Regions from separate parts of the Homo sapiens genome. Here region 2 is linked to region 1. A link is an interaction called in ENCODE POLR2A ChIA-PET data of the cell type or tissue named here. Cell type or tissue: PC-9. All regions are shown on one strand. Each heading gives the region's core, and the rest is flanking DNA. Links, peaks and the distances in the headings are about the cores only.

What was found. Peaks named below come from ENCODE experiments on the same cell type or tissue, not always from the same donor. Only the 100,000 strongest peaks of a DNase experiment are listed, where the experiment ranks them.
Region 2: POLR2A ChIA-PET joins it to region 1 with 7 read pairs; 2 of 35 experiments call an interaction of 5 or more read pairs at or near these places.

Annotation. Positions count from the first base shown.
Region 1 is chr1:213,174,432-213,184,807 of GRCh38, reverse strand. RPS6KC1 (ribosomal protein S6 kinase C1) reads right to left here. Exons shown (of 15, transcript NM_012424.6): 8 at 8,316-8,408. Among named protein-coding and RNA genes, the nearest start is that of RPS6KC1, 130 kb to the right of the region's middle. RefSeq lists an enhancer at 7,891-8,568. In PC-9, for the core only: no CTCF peak of the experiment used is centred there; no DNase peak of the experiment used is centred there.
Region 2 is chr1:213,279,842-213,290,217 of GRCh38, reverse strand. It overlaps a transcript of RPS6KC1 not described here. Among named protein-coding and RNA genes, the nearest start is that of RPS6KC1, 230 kb to the right of the region's middle. RefSeq lists an enhancer at 8,109-8,623. In PC-9, for the core only: a CTCF peak has its summit at 3,824 (motif pointing right); no DNase peak of the experiment used is centred there; H3K27ac peaks cover 552 bases.

The sequences.
Region 1 (10,376 bases), core at 1,485-9,484:
GGAACGTCAGAAATACAGAAACACACGGAAATTAAACAATATGCTCCTGACTGACCAATGGGTCAATGAAGAAATTGAGAAAATTAAAAAACTTCTCGAAACAAATGAAAATGGAAATACAACATACCAAAATCTGTGGGCTATGGCAAAATCAGCACTAAGAGAAAAGTTTATAGCAATAAATGCCCAATTTTTTTAAAAAAGAAAAATTTCAAATAATTTAATGATGTACTTCAAGGATCTAGAAAGTAAGAACAAACCAAACCTCAAATTTGTAGAAGAAAATAAAGATCAGAGGGGAAATAAATCAAATTGAGGCAAAAAAAAAATACAAGATCAATGAAATGAAAAGTTGGTTTTCTTGAAAAGATAAATATGAATTTAATGAAATTAATGAATTTAAATGAATTTAAATAATAAATTCATGGTATAGAATTAATTTTAGATTTTGTTGCTATTTTCTAATATTTTGTTGAAGGTTTCTATACCTACACTTATGAGAATATTGGTCTATAGTTTTCTTTCTTCTAATGTCTTGATATCAGAGTAATACTGGTCTCATAAAATGAACTGGAAACTGTTTCTCTTTCTTCCATTTTCAGGAAGAAAATGTGTAAAACTGGTGTTGACTCTAAAAGTATGGTAGAATTCTCTGGTGAAACTATTTGAGCCTCAAGATTTCATCTTAGTAGTATTTTAATTATAAATTCAGTTCCCTTAATAGTTAAAGAGCCATTCAAATTATCTATTTATTTTGGGTGGTAATTCGTACTTTTCTATGAATTGGTCCATTCCATCTAAATTATCAAATTTACATGTGTAGGGCTGTTTGTAGTATTCCCTTGTTATCCTTTTGATGTAGGCAAGATCCATACCTGTTTCATTCCTGACAGTAATAATTGGTGTATTCTCTTTTTTGTCTCTCTTGTTAGAGGTTTATCAATTTTATTGATCTTTGAAAAGAACCAGCTTTACGCAAAAATTTTTGTCTACGGTTTTTTATTTTCAATTTCATTGCTTCCTGCTCTTTACATTCCTCCTGCTTGCTTTAGGTTTATTTTGTTCTTTTTCTAGTTCTTTTGAGTTAGGAACCTAGATTTGACTGTTCCTGTTTTCTGATATAATCATTTAGTGTTATAAGTTTCTCTCTGAACACTGGCTTAGCTGTGTCCCATAAATTCTGGTATGTTCTGCTTTTGTTTTCATTCAACTATATGCATTTTTTTTTAATACCCTTTGAGATTCTTCTTCAACCCATGAATTACTTAGTAGTATAACTGTTTGTTTCTAGGTATTTGGCGAGTTTCCTGTTATCTTTCTGTTACTGATTAATAATTTGATTCAGACATGGTCAGAGAACACACTCAGTATGATTTCAATACTTCCAAATTTGTTGAGGTTTTTCGGCCCTAGAAATGGTCTGTTCCATGGGCACTGCAAAAGAATGTGTAGTCTGCTGTTCTTAGGTAGAGTGTTCTATAAAAGTCAGTTACATTTTGTTGGTTGATGGTATTATGGAGTTCTTCTGTATTGTTGCTGATTTTCTGTCTAACCGTTTTATCAGTTTTTGAGACAGTTGAAGTCTCCACCTGTAACTGCCTATTTCTCCTTTCACTTTCTATCAGCTTTTGCTTCATATATTTTACAGTTCTGATGTCTGGTATATACATTTGTAGGATTGCTATTTCTTCTTGGTAGATTGTCCTTTTATCATTATCTAATGTCCTCTCTGTCTCTCATAATTTTCTTTGGTATGAAGCATATTTTATCTTGTATTAATATAGCCACTCCTGTTTTCTTTAATGTTTGCATGACATGTCATTTCCATCCTTTTACTTTTTACATATATATATATCATGATATATAAGAAACTTCAAACATGATATATATCATGATATATATATGATATATACGTCATATATATGCATCATATATGATATATATACATATATATCATGATATATAAATCATGATATATAAGAAACTCACTTCAAACATGTGATATATAAAATATATATATCATATATATCGATATATATGTATCATGATATATGTATATATATCATATATATATCTCATTATATTATGTTTGAAGTGAGTTTCTTATAAACACCATAAAGTTGGGTCATATCTTTAAACCAATATCAATCTCTGTTTTTTTAACTGGTATATTTATAATGTGTTAGGGCTTAAGTTTGCATGTTATATTTTGCGTTCTGTTTGTTCTCTCTGTTTCCATTTTCCTGAATTTTTGTGGGTTATTTGAACATTTTTTAGAATTCCATTTTGGTTTATCTACAGTATTTTTTGTTTGTTTGAGATGGAGTCTCACTCTGTTGCTCAGGCTGGAGTGCGGTGGCATGATCTCATTTCACTATAACCTTTGCCTCCCAGATTTAAGCGATTCTCATGCCTCAGCCTCCTGAGTAGCTGGGACTACAGTCGTGCACCACCATGCTGGTTAATTTTTGTATTTTTAGTAGAGACAGGTTTTCACCATGTTGGCCAGGCTGGTCTCAAATTCCTGACCTCAGGTGATCCACCCACCTCAGTTTCCCAAAGTGCTGGAATTACAGATGTGAGCCACTGCACCCAACCTATATAGCATTTTTTAGTGTATACTTTAAAAAGCTTTTTAGTGGTTGCTCTAGTTATATTATATATACATAACTCATGCAAACTACTGGTGTCATCATTTTACCATTTCAAGCTAAGCATAAAAACTTTACCTTCCTTTATGTCCCTTTACTCTCCCTCATTTATAATTGCCTTAAATATTTTCTCTGCATAAACTTAGAACTACATCAGAGAGTGTTAGAATTTTTGCTTCAACCATAAAAGATAATTTCCAAAACTAAAGAGAAAGAAAGTCCATTGTATTTACTTGTATTTTACCCTCTCCAATGTTCTTTCTTTCTTCCTAACGTGACAAGATTCTTGCATGTATTGTTTCCACTTTGTTTAGAGAATGCACTTTATTCTTTTAGGGTAGGCTGGTCAGCAACAAATTCTCTTTGCATTTCTTCATCTGAGAATACCTTTATTTTCCCTTAACTCTTGAAAGGTATTTTCACAGGATATAGAATTCTGGTTGATAGTTCTTTCCTTTTAGCACTTAAAAAATGTTGTGCTATGTCCTTTTGATTTAATCCAGTTCAATCCAGTGTTCCCTTAATGAGCAAATACCTGAATATTGATGCTTCTGTGTTCCAAATACATGTTTTTCCACATATTATCAGAGAAGATATTACTTAGGTACCTTAAAAAATAAGTACCAGTTTTTCAACAGCTACTCAATTTGAGCAATTTCCACACATTTTCTCAATTATATTTTAGCTACAGAATAGAAATGCCTACATTTTTCCAATGGCAAGTCAACTTAAGAATTCTGCCTGGCAGGCATCAGATAAAGTTGGGAAGCTATCTTGATTACAAAATGTGAAGGCATCTGACCTAGTAAATAGTCATAGACTTACAAAGTGTGTGGCATCTCTTATAACGATGACTTGCAAAGCATATTTAAGTTGTTTTTCAGTGACAATAAATTTGGGCGATCCAGATATACGATCTTCACCGATCTTCCTTGTGAATACCATACACACATGTACACACAGAATGACTCAGGCTACTCACAAACCAGAAGAGTTAACTGGCCATGAGGGAATCAAATCTTAGTATACTCTGGGTTTCAAGTCATCAATGTTCCCCTTACCCTTTTCTTGTTTTAACTCACAGGAGGCTGCAGTACAAAGAGTCTCATGTACCCTTCACCCAGCTTCCCCCAGTGGTGACACCTTATATAGTTCTAATTCAATATCAAAACCAGGAAAGTAACATTGGTACGTTACTGTATACTAAACTATGGGCTCCTTTATACTTTTTATAGAGAAGTTATACAACAGTGATCTTTCTCAGAAACTCTCTTAGCACTTGGGCATTCTACTACCAAACTACCAATCTAGACTCTTCTAACCCAATTACAAATTACCATATATAAACAATCTTTATACACATACAAATATAAGCACATCCCGTATATTCGTACCACACAAATACAACAAAAAGAATTGCACCCATGTCTATAAAAACTTATATTAAAATAATAGTAATGCATCCTCCTCATCCCATCAGAGTTTTTTTTCCGCTAATTTCTTCTCTCCCCTGCTATTGCTACACAAAGACTATGTAAATAAACCTGCAGGATCAAAGAAATAATTAAAAGTTATCTAATGTAAAATTCCATCCAGTTCATTCTATAGCATCCCAATGATCAATCTTTCAGCCTTCACTTGAATGTCTCAAATGACAAGAAACTCTTAAGATCTAAAGGAATCTAGCACACCTTTGGTCAATATGCTAATTCTCAAAAGGTATTTCTTATCATGAGCAATAATTTGTTTCTCTTGAATTTGTACTAATTTGGTTCTAGTTATATCCTATGAGGATATTAGCATGCAAGTCTCTTCCCTAACTACCTTTTTCACAGAGAAACCAGACTTCCTGGTTTAACTGAGATGATTTTAGTTTGCACTTGTTGTTCTGACACAATTAATAGCCCTTTTCACCCTCAAGATTAGAGAAAACATTATACAGTTCCCCTATTCAAGACAGCCCTCAACTATTTGAAGACTACACATTTTTTTTTAATCAGGTTAAACATTTCCTTGTTTTCTGGCTATTCTTCATATACAATTTTTGCATATCTATGTTAATGAGGGATTTTATAATCCCAATTGAAGAACAGAAAGTCATTTACTTCTCTTTGAATACTAAATCAACATACAGCTATGGAATTACTATCCCTCTGGGTAAACACTTTCTGAGTTGTCACCTCATACAATCGTACCAGGTAGCAGTCTCATATTGTACCAGTAGATGTCATTCTATATATATTTAAAATTAATTAAGTTTCAATTCATTTATTCAACAAATATTTATTGAGCACCCATTATGTGCCAAGCGATTCTAGGTACTGAGAACATAGTGGTGACCAAGAAAGACACAATTTTGTTTTCACAGAGCTTACAGTCTAGATATTAATAAAAAATCTGCTTTATTTTTTTCTACATAAAAGTTTGTGAAATCCTAATCCTAATGCAGTTCAATTCAGAACTGTATTTTTCCTAGGTTAATAGATAGCACTCAAAATAACTCATAAAAACCAAATACTGTAATGAAACAGAATCAAAGAAACTGTGTTCTGTAGGACTAGATCAATATATCCTGGCTATTTTCTAACCTTTTGAATTTATTCAACATTTATTTTCCATACTTCAAGTTTCTAAAACCCAAATTTTAGGTAGTCCTCAGTACAACAGAAAGTAACTTATCTTTAAAAAACAGTTCAACTTTCAAAAAATGTACCTGCTTTTTTTTTTTTTCCTCTTTTTTTTGAGACAGGGTCTGGCTCTGTTGCCCAGGCTGGAATGCAGTGGTGCAATCTTGGCTCGCTGCAACCTCCACCTCCCGGGTTCACACAATTCTCCTGCCTCAGCCTCCCGAGTAGCTGGGATTACAGGCGCCCACCGCAATGCCCAGCTAATTTCTGTATTTCTAGTAGAGATGGGGTTTCCCCATATTGGCTAGGCTAGTCTTGAACTCCTGACCTCAGGTGATCTGCCCGCCTCGGCCTCCCAAAGTGCTGGGATTACAGGCATGAGCCACAGCTCCCGGCCTATACCTACTTATGTTTTCACAGGAATATGTTATAAATTTTAAAGACTTATTAATTCCCAAAGCTTCTTAATTCCCCAAATACATATTCCCTTATCTCTACTAAGAAAAGTTAGGCCAGGCACCATGGCTCACACCTGTAATCCCAGCACTTTCAGAGGCCGAGGCGAGTGGATCATCTGAGGTCAGGAGTTCGAAACCAGCCTGGCCAACATGGTGCAACCCTGTCTCTACTAAAAATACAAAAAACTATTAGCCAGGCATGGTGGTGTGTGCCTATAAATCCCAGCTACTCAGGAGGCTGAGACAGAAGAATTGTTTGAACCCACGAGGCGGAGGCTGCAGTGAGCCAAGATTGTGCCATTGCACTCCAGCCTGGGCAACAGAATGAGATTCTGTCAATTAAAAAAAAAAAAGTTAAATGTCACCTTCTAAACACCAAACATTTTTCCCAGCTAAACAGAGTAAGTAAAGACAGTACCAAATTATCCCTCAGCAGAACTTAGGAATTCTTCTACTGTCAAAAGTCCTTCTATTTTCTTTCTTTCTTTCCTGTTTTGTTGTGTTTTTTTTTGTTTGTTTGTTTGTTTTTTTGAGACAGAGTCTCAGTCTGTCGCCCAGGCTGCAGTACAGTGGCACAATCTCGGCTCATTGTAACCTCTGCCTCCCAGGTTCAAGTGATTCTCCTGCCTCAGCCTCCAGAGGAGCTGAGATTACAGGTGTGTGCCACCATGCCCAGGTAATTTTTTGTATTTTTGGTAGAGACGGGGTTTCACCATGTTGCCCAGGCTGGTCTCGAACTCCTGGTCTCAAGTGATCCACTGGCCTCGGCCTCCCAGAGTGCTGAGATTACAGGCATGAGCCACCACACCCAGCATTTTTCCTTTTTTTTTAAAGACTTGATATTTATTTATTTATTTATTTATTTATTTATTTATTTATTTATTTTGAGACAGAGTCTCACTCTGTCACCCAGGCTGGAGTGCAGAGGCATGACCACGGCTCACGGCAGCCTCAAACTCCCCAGGCTCAGGGGATCCTTTCCCCTCAGCCTCCCGAGCAGCTGGGACTACATGCCCAGCTTTTTCTTTTTTTGTAGACGCAGGGTCTCACCATGTTGCCCAGATAGTCTCAAACTCCTAGGCTCAAGTGATCTGCCCACCTCGGCCTCCCAAAGTGCTGGGATTACAGGTGCAAACTACAGCACCCAGCCAAAAGCCCTTATTTAAACAAACCTGTGAGACTACTAGCTATTACTAGGACTTCAAGGTAACTTACTCACACTTATAGCATAGCAATGAAAGGCCATACTTTGTCAAAGAAATAGATCTAAGAGAGGGGGCAGACACTGTACCTCAAGAAGGTATACTTGCCTGCAAAGAAATCTGAGAACCTAGAAACTACTCAATTACTATATTGTCTTCATCTACTCTCAAACTGAATGTTTTCCAAACTGGAAAAGCCACAGAAAACACGGTTATGAAAATATTTCAGGCTCTTAAAAAAAGAAAAATCCTACTACTTAGAATTTTTTAAGTTCAAAATTCAGTAATATGAATTTGAGAAAAATGATCCTTGCCAGAACTTAAGACACCGACAGCTTTATGTAATATCCAACTTAATGTTCCCTTTGGAATGCTTCAAACTTTTACTGTCTAAATTGCTAGAGAATACTACATATTGCTCAATTTTAGGATGGAATCACACGCATACTTCACAAATAATGTATAGTAAGTTAAAAATGAACATTAAGGTGCTTCATAAAAAATGGTTAATGGTGAAAAAATATCTAAATTAACCTATCCCTTAATATTAAATAAAGCATTTTATTTACTTTGAATGGTAAAGCGGTGGTTGAGCAAATATACTTAAAACATGGTTTGTTGTCTGTGGCTTTTAAATTACACTTGTAAACCATCTGATAGGAACAGTACTGTTAATATTTGGCGTGAGATGTCACCAAATTTGCACATACACAATGGCAGATAACTCTGTGAGGCCAGTATTTTTACCCCTAAAATTAAAATGCATGTGGGTGTGAAGTGAGGGGTTAGTGTACTAGAAAAAGTACAGCTTTTGAGTCAAAAAAAGTAATGTTCAAATCCCAGCACCATCCTAAATTAGCTATGTGACTTTGGGCCAAGTTATTTAATCTGCTCTAAACATCACTTTTCCACCAAGATGCAAATACAATTGTAAGAAAGATTGTATCATATAAAATGCCTAACATAGGGTCCGACATATAGTAGGTGCTCAGTAAATGGTAATTACAAGGGGATTCCACTTTTTTGACCATTACAATGACCGTATTAATTAATGTTGAACAACTACTGGCTCACAATTGTTATTAACACAATACATCTTTACTCTGCTATAACACTTCTATAAAACCAAACCCCTTACTCAACTGAATGCCAACAAATATGCGCCTTCTCCTTTAGCTCAAATATATTTTGCATGACCTTACATGAATTGCTCAGATAAAAGCTTTTTCTCTTTTGCTTTTGTTATTGTAAAGTGCACATGCATTTGAGTCATTTTCTCCTTTTGTTTCATATCCTTAAGATCCAAAGCTTCAAAGACAGAATGTCAGCATGCAGTCGATTTATGACTGAACTCTTGAAGAGACACTGAAGAATTACCTTGTCAATCACCCCAAGGACTCTGAAGGCCTTCAGCTCCTCGGCAGGGCTCCTTAGGTTCCAAAGGGGCCTTGAACTTAGTGATCCTGGAGGCTAATGGAAGATATCAAAGATTATACATCAATCAGGGAGGTACTTGAAGGAAGGCTGCCTGCTGAAGCAAATGCCAGGCCAAAGGAAAGTAAATTCATCATAAATCAGAGAATGGAAAGATGAAAGGAAGAAGTTTCTGTTTGTCTGTAATATAAAATTTTTAAAAATAAAAACTAAAGAAAATCAAAAAGAAAAAGCAAGAAAAAAGTTGCAAGTAAATAAATCATAACATTGAAAAAATTTTAAAAAGAAAAATTAATGAGCTGGCAGTTTCTAGAGCAATAATTCAATTCAGACCATACAGCTATCATAAAACTTTGTAACAAATGGATAACTGGGCCAACAATCAATCCCAGTCTTATATTTAACCCAGACACCTCAAGAGTAATTTGGAAGTGGGGGAACTAAAAAACAATATAATAATAAGCACACATGGGGAGGGAGGGGCACAAGCCATTCTCTCTCATCATAAAGCTACAGTTCTATAATTGTTACTTTATGTATTATGTGTTTTCAGAGGGACTGGTCCATTCAAATTCAACCAGAAAAATTACCAATAATTGTGAAAAATTAAGAAGCTTCATCATATAACCAATAATTACTAAAACTGAGCCTGTTTAAGAGATGATTTGTAAGAGAAAGAAATTTTTCTTCAAATATTTGAATATCTGTGATGTGGAAAACAGTCTGTTAGCTACAAAAAAGATTTAAAAAATCAGTGAACATAGGAAGGAAGATTTAAATTCTGCACACAATTTTAAAATAATCCCAACTTCCATTTATTAGTTTTAGTTTTTCCCTATCAGTAATATAAGCCATTAAATTAGATAAATTCTAAGGGCACCTCCATACGACATTTACAACTATAAAGTACTGCTACATTGATCCTGTATTAAAATGGTGATGCTGCAAAGGACAACAGGAGACACAAAGCCTTATTACTTACTTAGAGCAGACCTTATTGCTATCAAAAATCTATTAGAATACAGCGGAAACATTCTGACCCTATGAATGGAAGATAAAATATCCTGATCAAACACCATGGTAAGGGAATTATTGAGATACCATTTTTGATACTTGAAGTTCCTGTACAGACCAACATCACCAGACAGGCAGCTCCTTGAGAATAGAAATGTGCCTTAGTCATGTCTATATTCACAGTGCCTAGCATATTGCTAGTATTTAGTTAGTTGGAAAATGTGAGGGAGAGCAGAAATGAGGAGAGGAGAGAGAAAGGAGGGAATCTAGGGAGGGAGGTTACTTGGAAAATTAGGTGTCATTTACAACTGGGAAAACTACCATTTGTGAATTTTTCTAAAAGCAGCAATTCTAATTCTTTTCAATTTTTTTGTTTTGTTTTCAGATTTAGCAAGCAAATAATAATTTAACTGTACCTGAAATGATGTTTAAGTTTTAAAAGAGACTTTTTATTTCTAAAGATGCTTGAGAAAGTTGGTGATAGTGACAATTAGACTAGATAATAACCTTTAAATTGATTTAATTTATGCTTCTTAGATACATTTCAAAAATATTTATTTAATGTCTCAATTCATGAGGTGCTGAGCTAGGTACCATAAAAAAAACGGATATATTTCTGCCTCCCTATAAGCTTAAAAACTAAGGGGAACCTTTTTAGGGATATAAAAACATTTAGCAAGATATTTTAGTGTTATAATATGTAAACAGACATGTAATAGCAATAACCTCTTTTTTTTTTTTTTTTTTTTTTGAGATGGAGTTTCGCTCTTGTCGCCCAGGCTGGAGTGCAGCGGCTCAATCTTGGCTCACTGCAACCTCTGCCTCCCGGGTTCAAGCAATTCTCCTGCCTCAGCCTCCTGAGTAGCTGGGATTATAGGCGCCTACCACCATGCCCAGCTAATTTCTGTATTCTTAGTAGAGACGGAGTTTCATCATGTTGGCGAGGCTGGTTTCGAACTCCTGACCTCAGGTGATCCACCCACCTCGTCC
Region 2 (10,376 bases), core at 1,102-9,101, 110 kb before region 1:
GCTATTGCCTTTACAGGAAAATGCCCATTGAGGCATGACCGATTGATTCTTTTTTTTTTTTTTTTTTTTTTTTGAGACGGAGTCCCGCTGTTTAGCCCAGGCCGGATTGCAGTGGCGCAATCTCGGCTCACTGCAAGCTCCGCCTCCCAGGTCCACACCATTCTCCTGCCTCAGCCTTGGAGACTGAGTCTTGCTCTGTCTCCCAGGCTGGAGTGCAATGGTGCGATCTCGGCTCACTGCAACCTCTGCCTCCTGGGTTCAAGAGATTCTCCTGCCTCAGCCTCCCGAGTAGCTGGGATCACAGGCACGCGCCACCACGCCCAGCTAAATTTTGTATTTTTAGTAGAGATGGGGTTTCACCGTGTTGGCCAGGCTGGTCTCAAACTCTGACCTCAAGTGATCCACCCGCCTCGCCCTCCCAAAGTGCTGGGATTACAGGCATGAGCCACTGCACCTGGCCTGAGGCATGATTTAAATATGCAGTTTATTGTAATTCTTTTTGGAAAAGCACATTTTCCTCATAGAGTAGATAGAAGTAACATGCCTCCTTGGTCAAGTCTGCCAAAATGAAATGTCCCTTTTTCTGAAATTCTTCAGTTATGCTACACCCATTATCTTGCCTTATTAAAATGGAAACAACTTTCCCCTATGCGTGTCCCATTCTGCCATTTATCTGAATTGGGATAGATTGTGCCTTTCCACTCAATTTGGACAATGAAATGAGTTTCATTTTTATTTATGGGCTTCATAAATCCGTTTCACTTGCTGCTTTTCATGCCCCAGTTCCACGCTGTTGTGTTGGGATTTCCCACCATGCCAGGCAATTAAACCAAAAAGTCGTGGAAAAAAAATTTCTTTACAAAACTCTTTTAAATCCAAAATATACATAAATCATCTCCATTCCAGGTCCAATATATTTAAGGGATGGGATCTTTAAGTCTTTTTTTTTTTTTTTTTTTTTTTTGAGCATCCAACTCCCCAGATTAATTCTTTTGCTGTCATCATCCAGCCCTCATTTGAGCTCTAAAGGTTAGTTCAAAATTCCAGGACGGAAAGAACTCTTTAATTTTAGATACTATGTTTCCAGACCTGATGCCAGGCATGTGAGAAGATAATACAGTGGCCCTGTGGTTGTGGCTGGGGGCGCCTGAGGAACAGCAGGGGGCTCACAGACCAGCATCGCCGAAGTTCAGAGCAGGATGCGCTTCGGAAACCTGAAGCAGCAGCACTAAGAGTTCCATGTTCTGTGTCAGATTTAAAAAACAGACAAACAAACAAACAACAAGCCAATCCCAATCACACAGACCTACAGCATTAAAGGAAGGGTGGAGAGATGATGTCCTCTCTCTCGGTACTTTGCCATTCGCACAGGAAGTTTCTGTTGTTTCTCTAAATACAGAACTGAACAGCAGGCTTCTACCTGATAAGGCTACATCCAGCAGGATCCAATAGATCCAATCCAATCTGATAAAATGTAGGGATTGAGTTCAGGTATAGTTCAGTCCTGTTATACAACCACCCAAGGAAAGAAACTCACTGAAACTTTACTTACACAGAAATGCAATAATATGAATTTTGTGATAGTCCAGACACAAGCCAAATCGAAGTTTACTTTATGGCTTTCTCTGATTCAATCACACCATATATCTATAGGTATCAACTAGTGGAAGCAAGCAAGGAATGTTTAAATCTGGCCCTACTAGGTTATAAGTTAAAAGCAGGAAACTAATAAAAATGGGAAAGGAATGTTTGAATCTGTCCCTTCTAGACTGTAAGCTACTTAAGATCAGAAACCATTGTTGGTTCATCCTTTTGTCTAGTCTATGGAAAGTGCTCCATGTGAGTTAGATTTATGTACCTGAAATTCTTTGTATGCAAGGTGAGCTGGTTGCTTCAACTGTCATGCCACTAATCACTAGGGTCGACCCAGATGCTCAGGCTGACTGGGATGGTATTCCCTTCCTCCCCCAGTATGAAGTCTGGGAAGATAAGCTAGCAAGTAAGAATGTGTAAGTGTGTGCATTGCGCAATGTTGACACGGTTGACACAAGTGTTTTGGTCCACCTGGCAGGTTTCTCCCTGGAGTAGTGATGGGTGGAACAGAATAAGATGAGAATGTCACCAACCATTAGGATCATCCGCCTCACTCTGCAAACCACACAACCTCCTGGCTTCAAAGCTACCTGCCTAGTGCGGAGAGAATAGGTGCTAACAGGAGCACTCTGGTTCATTTAGCAGTTACTATTACTATGAAAGATTAATAAACAGATATTCTGATTTATATCACACCTTTTGAACTTTTGTTAATGTGGGTCTATTTCACTGAATCTAATTAATTATGGTCAATCAAGTTCTAGACTTAGCCAAGATGAGGTCTAGAGCCCCAGTGGTGCTAGCCACAGCAGGGGTATGCCATGGAACTTCCTGCCTCAGCAGCCAGCCAGCCCTCTTAAACATTTTTAATACTACATAACATCTCACGAAGTACTTAATTCTACCTCAGGGATACCGCATGCTAAAATGAGCAAGAGAAATATTAGCTAGAAGAGCGCTTTGTGTATCCCACCGGATTGTAAAATTGCATTGCCATAAAGTTCTTGAAAGAACAAAACGGTGCTTGCAAAAAACAATAACAAAAAAAAATCCTTTCCTTGATAACACTGAACAAAGATGAGCTTGAACCAGAGACCCAAGTCCATTTCATAAAGTTGTACATGTTGTACACCGCACAAGGACACCATCAAAGAGGCACTTGCTACATCCTAGGCATTGTAGATTTATATTTACTGGCCAATAGCAGTAAATGCCTTGAGGAAGAGTGGTCGTTTCCTAAGTTGCACAAAGATACCAATAAAGGCTAGCAGTAGCCCTGTAGAAATGACGTCTGGTAAATGGACACGATAGCCAGCATCCAGATGCTTTTATCTTTTCCACTTAAAAAAATACACACACACACACACACACACACACACACACACACACACATTGTATAGGCACCCCAGAAGTTCCTTCACGTGCCCCAACCAATCATAATCTTCCTTCCCCCAATGCACCAATGATCCTGTTATAGTTCTCATTTCTTTGCATTTTAAAAATCATTTTATCACCCAAATGTGCATCTCTAGATACTATTGTTTAGTCTTTCACTTCTTAAAAATACTTCTTAAAAATATATCTTTCAATTATTTCTTAATCTATTGGTTCCTCTTACCTACTTTTCATTTCTTTACAAATTACCTGTTAAAGAACCCAGACTATTTGTCCTATAGTTGCCCACAGTGTCTGTTGCCAACTGCATACTCATGGTGGCAGTCAACATGTTTCTGTGCCTTCTGTATTTCCTGCAAGCTAGCAGCTTGATCCACATCAGTTTCAAACCCAGATTGTATCCCTTTAGCAAGGTGGTGTCTGGCAATACTACAGGAGGCTCCTGTCTGATTGTCTTTTTGTGATCTTACCAACCACTGATGCTTAATGCCTGTATCCATCCATTGAAGACTGCAAAATGGGAATATTCTATCACTTCTTTTTCATTCTGTAGCTGGAATAGTTTTATAAAGACACTCTACCTCTCATTATTTGGATACTCAGTGGTATAGTTCACATAAAAATCAGGATAAATGCTTGAATCCCTTCATTTCCCAGATTTCAAGATAGCGAATTGGTTCCCTGTAATTCTCCAAAGGTGATCAATTCTTTTTAATGTCAAGTTGTGCATTTAAATATATAGGATGTATCAATTATTATTTTTGAAGGTCAAATTGTCCCACCTGTGGCCAGTAGGAGGCTCTGAGTCCTTTTGCCATGACCCCAAAAATCTTTGATAGTTTCTGTGTTATCTTATAAAATGTTTCAGCTGCATTTTGTAAACTTCCTGCACCACAGTTATTGCTCCAAGAAGCCCTAATTTCTTTTAGAATAAAGCAGTTTTTCAAAACCACAATCTGGGTTCTAGATACACTCTCTGCTAAGTTGGACACTGTTTCTAAGGGCTTTCAGTAGGATAAACTAGGAAATATTATTGATTCAAAGATAAAAACATCTCATACATTTATATTGAGAATTTCTATTCAAATTCTATCCTCAGTTTTTACATAACCACTTCTCGACAACATCAGACTCTTTCATTCTGGTTCTTAAAAGCAGAAGACATGGCAGAATTATGACATTCCAATATTATCTGTTTTGTCCCACGTCAGACGGTTCTGCCTTAGGCTGGGTAATTTATAAACAACTTAATTCTTTTGCTTACAGTTCTGGAGGATGGGAAGCCCAGAACCAAGGTGCCAGCAGATTCAGTGTCTGGTGAAGGCTTGCCCTCTGCTTCAAAGACGGTGCTCTCTTGCTGCATCCTCACATGGTGGAAGGGGCTAGGCAGCTTTCTTTAATCTCCTTTATTAGAGCACTAGTCCCATTTACCACTTAATTATTACTTCCCCCAAAGCCCCACAGCTTAATACTACTGCTTTGGGTATTAGGTTTGAACACAGGAATTTTGTGAGGACACCAAGATTCAGATCATAGCACCACATGACACAGTAAATCTCAAAATAACAATACCACCACCACCAAGATTACCAAAAACATTGCAAATCGTTTGCATATACTCTTGCTACTTTCTCCATTAAGAAAAGCAGTTCTATTACATGGTCAGAGCATATAGCCATTACACACTGTGCTGTCTCCTTCTTAGTCCTCCTTTAGTCATATTTCTACAGGTAACTTTAATTCTTTAGTTTGTATGCTAAGGTCTTTCTCATTTCAGTTGTCTACAATACATTCTCTACTAGGTTTCTTACGAAGAACTCGTGGGAACTGCAATAGACTGAATCTTTGTGTTCTCCCAAAATTCATGCTTAAATCCTACCCCCCAGTATGACAGCATTAGGAGATGGGGCCTTCAGGAGGTAATTAGGATAGATGAGGTCATAAGGGTAGAGCCCCCATGAATGGGATTAGTGTCCTTTTAAGGGTCACAGAGAGCTTGCTTCCTCTCTCTGCTCTCCCCTGTGTGAGGACACAGCAAGCCGGCGTCTACAACCCAGAAGGCAGCCCTCACCAGAACCCAACCATGTTGGTACCCTTATCTGACTTGCAGACTCCGCAACTGTGAGAAATAAATTTTTGTTGTTTATAAGTCATCCAGTCTATGGCGCTTTGTTATAGTAGTCCAAACTAAGACAGGGAAAAATACTTTCTGAGTTTCTCCATGTTGATAACCACATGTGCCCTTTATACTTAAAAGTCAGTTTTGCTGGATATAAAATCCTTGGCTCTCTTTCTTTCACTGAGTATTTTAAATGTTCTTTTACTTTTGCCCTTCTATAAAATGCTGTTGAGAAGTGTAACTAGAAATGTTTTCCCTTGTAAATCATGTGCTTTTTCTTCTAGAAGCTCAAAGTACTTTTTCCTTTTTTTGGTATTAGTCATACTGTAAACACTCTCAGTTATGCAGTGTGCTTTTTTCATATGGTGCTTTTTTTTAAATTTCAGAAGTTTTCTTGAATTAGTTTTTATTAGTTCAGTTCCCTTGCATTGGTTTTCTTTGTGATCTACTAAACAAGTTCCATCTTCTTGCCTACTTCAATATCTGGCACTTTCTTTTCAATCCTTTTTACTTAAAAAATTTTTTAAATTCCTTTTCAACTTATATTTCTGTTGTGTTGATTCATACTTCTGTTGTATTTATTCACTTTTTTTTTTTTTCTGAGACCAAGTCTTGCTCTGTCACCCAGGCTAGAGTGCAGTGGCAAGATCTTAGTTCACCACATCTACCTCATTGGTTCAAGCTATTCTTGTGCCTCAGCCTCCTGAGTAGCTGAGATTACAGGTGTGCACCACCATGCTCGGTTTTTTTGTACTTTAGTAGAGACACGGTTTCGCCATGTTGGCCAGGCTGGTCTCAAACTCCCGGCCAAAGCAATCCACTGGCCTCAGGCTCCCAAAGTGTTGGTATTACAGGCATGGGCCAGTGTGTCCAGCCTATTCACTCTTTTGCCCTCTAATTTAGTCTTCATTTCTGAAATAATATTTCTTTAATTTCTAATTTTTTCCTGAGTTGTCAACTCATTTCTGAGCTTTCTAATTTTTCTTGGTTCATGTCTTCTATACTTTTTAAAATATCTTTCAGCTCATTTTGTAATTATTAGTTTTACTCTGTTTTGTGAACACATCTTTCTGGAATGCTACCTTTATTTGTAAAGGTATTATTCTGTTCCTATTTCTCTTTTTTGTTATCTTTGAGTGGCACTTAATGTTGATTCTTTTCTGTTGTGCATTTTTACATGAAATTAGTTTTCCTCAACTATGAGAATAAAGTGAGTTAAGTAAAAAAAAAACATTTCTAACTTCACCAAGCTCCCTCTTCTGTTGTTTTGGTGGTTTTTTAAAGCATGACATCTTGCTTTCTGAAATTTCCCAACTGTTCTTCCCTTCCTTTGCTCTGGACCCTTCTCTTGTCCCTAGACTATTCCCTTTTAATTCCACTCCCAGCAATCTCTCCTAAGCATAGGGCCCAGCACTAGAAGGCAGTGCTGGCAGGTCAATTTTGAGAGTTCAAAGGTCAGCCCTCTAATCCCCCCTATCTCGAGCTCTTAGCACTTACCAGGTGTTAGAGTGGGCAAAACACCTTCCACCTTCAGTTGCTGCTCTCAAATTGGGCCACTGAGCTTCCCAGTGAACACCAGTTGGCTATTTGGGGTTCTCCTGTTCTCAGGTCAAGTTAGAAGTTACACTATTGCTTCCTTCTCTCTCTCACATACCATGCAAGTCTTGCAGGTATTTCGTCCCCAACTGCTTGTACTTTGGGATTAATGTTTTGTCACCTAGTTTTGTTGCAAATGTTGTCTACGAATTTATTTTGCTATCCAGTTGCTCTGCATGCTTTTGTGGGGGATTATGTGGGCAGTATGCTACCGCCATCTTTGCTATCTTCCCAGCAACAGCAGGAGCAGCAGCACATCTTTTAATTTGAGCTAATTTTTGCTTCTTCTTGGTTCCTTCCCTCAGTCTGTCACAGGCCTCAGTTTCGCAGAGTCCCTGTATTATAGCATGTATGTGTTTGGGAAGGGAGATGTACGGAGCGAGTAGAGGTTGTTAGTTGTGAGCAGAGCTGCCGAAAGTTAGACACAGTTCCTGCCCTTAGGAATGTATAACCAAGAATTCAATGTACATCCACTTAGTGAAGCAGAACTACAACCATCTAGTTTCCAATCACAGATCTTATTAGCTGGCCATGCCAACTGGAATAAGTCAACTTCCTAGGACCTTAGTTTCTCCATTTGTAAAACACAGAGCATATCATTTGCCCTAATTGTACAGGTTGTATAGAAATCAAATAATGAAAGCATATGTAATCTGGTCACCAATAACCTGCATCCTCGAAGGCAGAAACCCTGTGTTCTTCATCTCTGTCTCTACCCCTCCATGCCTTGGACAGTGTTTGACACATTTCAGAGCACTCAGTGTTTGCACCTTGAAAAAAGTATTTAAAGCCTTATTATGTGCTAATTAATTTTAAAAGCTCCAGAGCCTCATCAATGATGACAAGAGTTAATATGGCCATGCTTGAGGGCTAGAGAGGCTAGCCTCGGAAAGACCCTTCGCATAGAAGAAATGGCCTTCACTCCAAAAGTCAACCATCAGAAGAAACGGAAGAGCTGAGTTTTTAAAATGCATTTTTTATTATTCAGCCTTCAGCAGAAATGTCACCTTTCTAAAGCAAGCTGTTATCATGCACTCCCTGTGCCAAGCAGGCGCCTCTGAGGAGCAGGATTTTATCTCAACATTTTTAGTGATTTGTGTTTCTCTTTCAAGGAGTTCCATGCCTTAAGGCACCTGAAACACTAACAGCACAAGAAGGTAAGGTTACACAAGGAGCCGTCTCAACAACATGAAACAGAAACTTTTGCAAAACAGGTCCAGGATCAGCATCAAAGCTATAGTCCGCAGTCACCCTGCCCAATAATTCATGTCCTCTCCGCACAGCTCATTGTTTTCTGGTGGGCTCCTTGGTTGAAACCATATTCTCAAAGAAACTCCGTTTTGTGACAGGGCCCCCATCAGTAGGCTCAGCCACATGACAGGCCGAGGAGCAGCCAGCACAACTGCCGGCAATGCTTGCCAATAAGCCAGATGCTGCCACATATTGGCATCTGGGTCCTGGAATAGCAACCATGTTCTCAGTCTGGCTAGGGATTCTGACCCTAGCTACGGAAGGAGACAAAGGAAGGAAAGAAAGAGACGGAGCAAGGGGAGGGAGGGCAGACTGTGGAAGAGTCTCTTGGTAATTTCCCTACCATGGATTTAGAGCTTCCACAACAAAAGACTCGTTGGAAAGCTGCTACCAATGCTGCAATGGGCGGGAGAGGTAGAGACGGGAGCATTCTAAACCCAGCGAGTTGTTTTGGCACCTGGGGAGTGGGGGTGGTTGATTCAAAAGGAGACAGCTGCAGCAGGCAGCAACTGCTCTCCCCTCCTTTCCCTCAAACCATGATAGCCCACAGTGGAGATAAGCTACGGGATATAGCTTAAATCTGCAGCAGAGGGACAGAGAGTGGCAACATCAGGATGGCTGTCGCTCCCTGCTCTCTGGGTGCCAAGATTTACCAATGCCAGCAAGGCCAACTAAATGGCAAGGGCGAGATGCAGATCACAGTCTATAATCAGGAAAGGTATGATCAGGGGTGTTCTGCTCACAGGAATGGGGTGCAGGCAAAAGGCAGCCCTGTGCCTTGCTGTGACTTCTGCTGGTAAGGAAGTACCTGCCTGATAGAGGCTTCAGGCCCTGCCCTAATCACATTAGGTGGAGGCATGGCCCAGAAAGGGTGGGCTGAACCCCAGTTTAGGGTTTGAAGGAAGAGATGACAATAAAAAGCATGTTCTCAAAATAGCAAATTCTATCCAGTGTCCCCTTTCCCCCATATCATGTTTATGAAGAGTTACTCGGAGCCTTACACTTGAAAGACAGGTATATGCGCAAGTGAGAATAAGAGACAGACTATGTGGTGAAAAGCACCTGGGCCTCTGCAGTCTGAAGATGGGGGAAATAGCCCCTTAAGGTCATTTACCAGCTGGAGGGTTGCTTCTCCTAGGATCAAACTGGCCTCTCTCTGTTCACCAGATACTACATTTCCTAACCAGAAACACTTGAGTGTGCCTCTGGTCATAATCAGTGTGTGTGTGGGTGGGGAGGGGAGGGGAAGGATATTTAGTGGGAATCCCTGCCCACCACTGGAAGAAAGCAGTGCAAAGCCTGTTCTATCAAATGGTGATTTTGGCAATAGTGTCACTTTAAAAAAAGAACAGCACATTATTATTAAGGCTGAGTTCAGGCACAGCATAGAGACAGATGAAGGAACTGCTGACTCTGAAATCCCACCTGTTAAAGACACAAGATTATCTAAACATTTTAAAGGTGCCCATTGAGAGGTCAAAATATACTTTATTAAAAATCTCATCTAATAATCTTGGCCCTTTATAAACAAAAGATCCATAATTTAAAGTGAAAGATAATCACCCACATTCCCCTCACCCCACACATACACACTTAACCTTCAGCAAACATCTAATTTCACTTTACTACTATGAAGTCCATTTTTAAAAGGTAAAACCAAGCCTACCCAGAAACCATCCCCCACTGAGTTCCCCAGTTTTAAAGAAAACACAGAGCAGCTCTGCTACAAGGTCAGAATCCAATGAGAACATTCTGGTATCTTTCCCAAACTTGGTTTTGATTCTTTGCATTCAGATTTTGAACAACACAGGGACTAAATACTGAATTTCCACTGTGGTTTTGCTTAAGCAGCAGCAGAAAACCCAACACTATACAAGTCATCAAAGGAATTATAACTATAATTTGATGTTTATGCCATCTATTTCTGAAATGGGTAACAGAAGCTGTCTACAAAGGGTGAGTTATTTGATTACAAGTAACTCTGACAGACTGCCTGAATCTCTTTGGGGGAACTGAACCACTGCCCATCAAGTGCTCTTCATTTTGCCCCGATTTTCTCTTTATCCAACTGCCTGATCCCCTTGTCTTTTCCCTTCCTCCTTGTCTTCATTATCTATCTTCTCCTATCACCCTTTCCCACCGACACAAGGACTCCTGGGCAAGCTTCCTAGGAAATATGATAAACACTGAAAATGTCTTCAAACTCAAAACATATACCACAGGGTAGGATGCCCATGATCAGGCAAGGCAGAGGCGATAACCTGAATTCAAACAAAGCCAGTAGCTCCCAAACTTGAGCAAGCATCAGAATCATCTGAAAGGGCTTGTTAAAACACAGACCGCTGTGGCAGCCCTCAGAGTTCCAATTCAATAGGTTTGGGATGAGGACAAGCATTTGCATTTCTAACTAATTCTCAGGTAA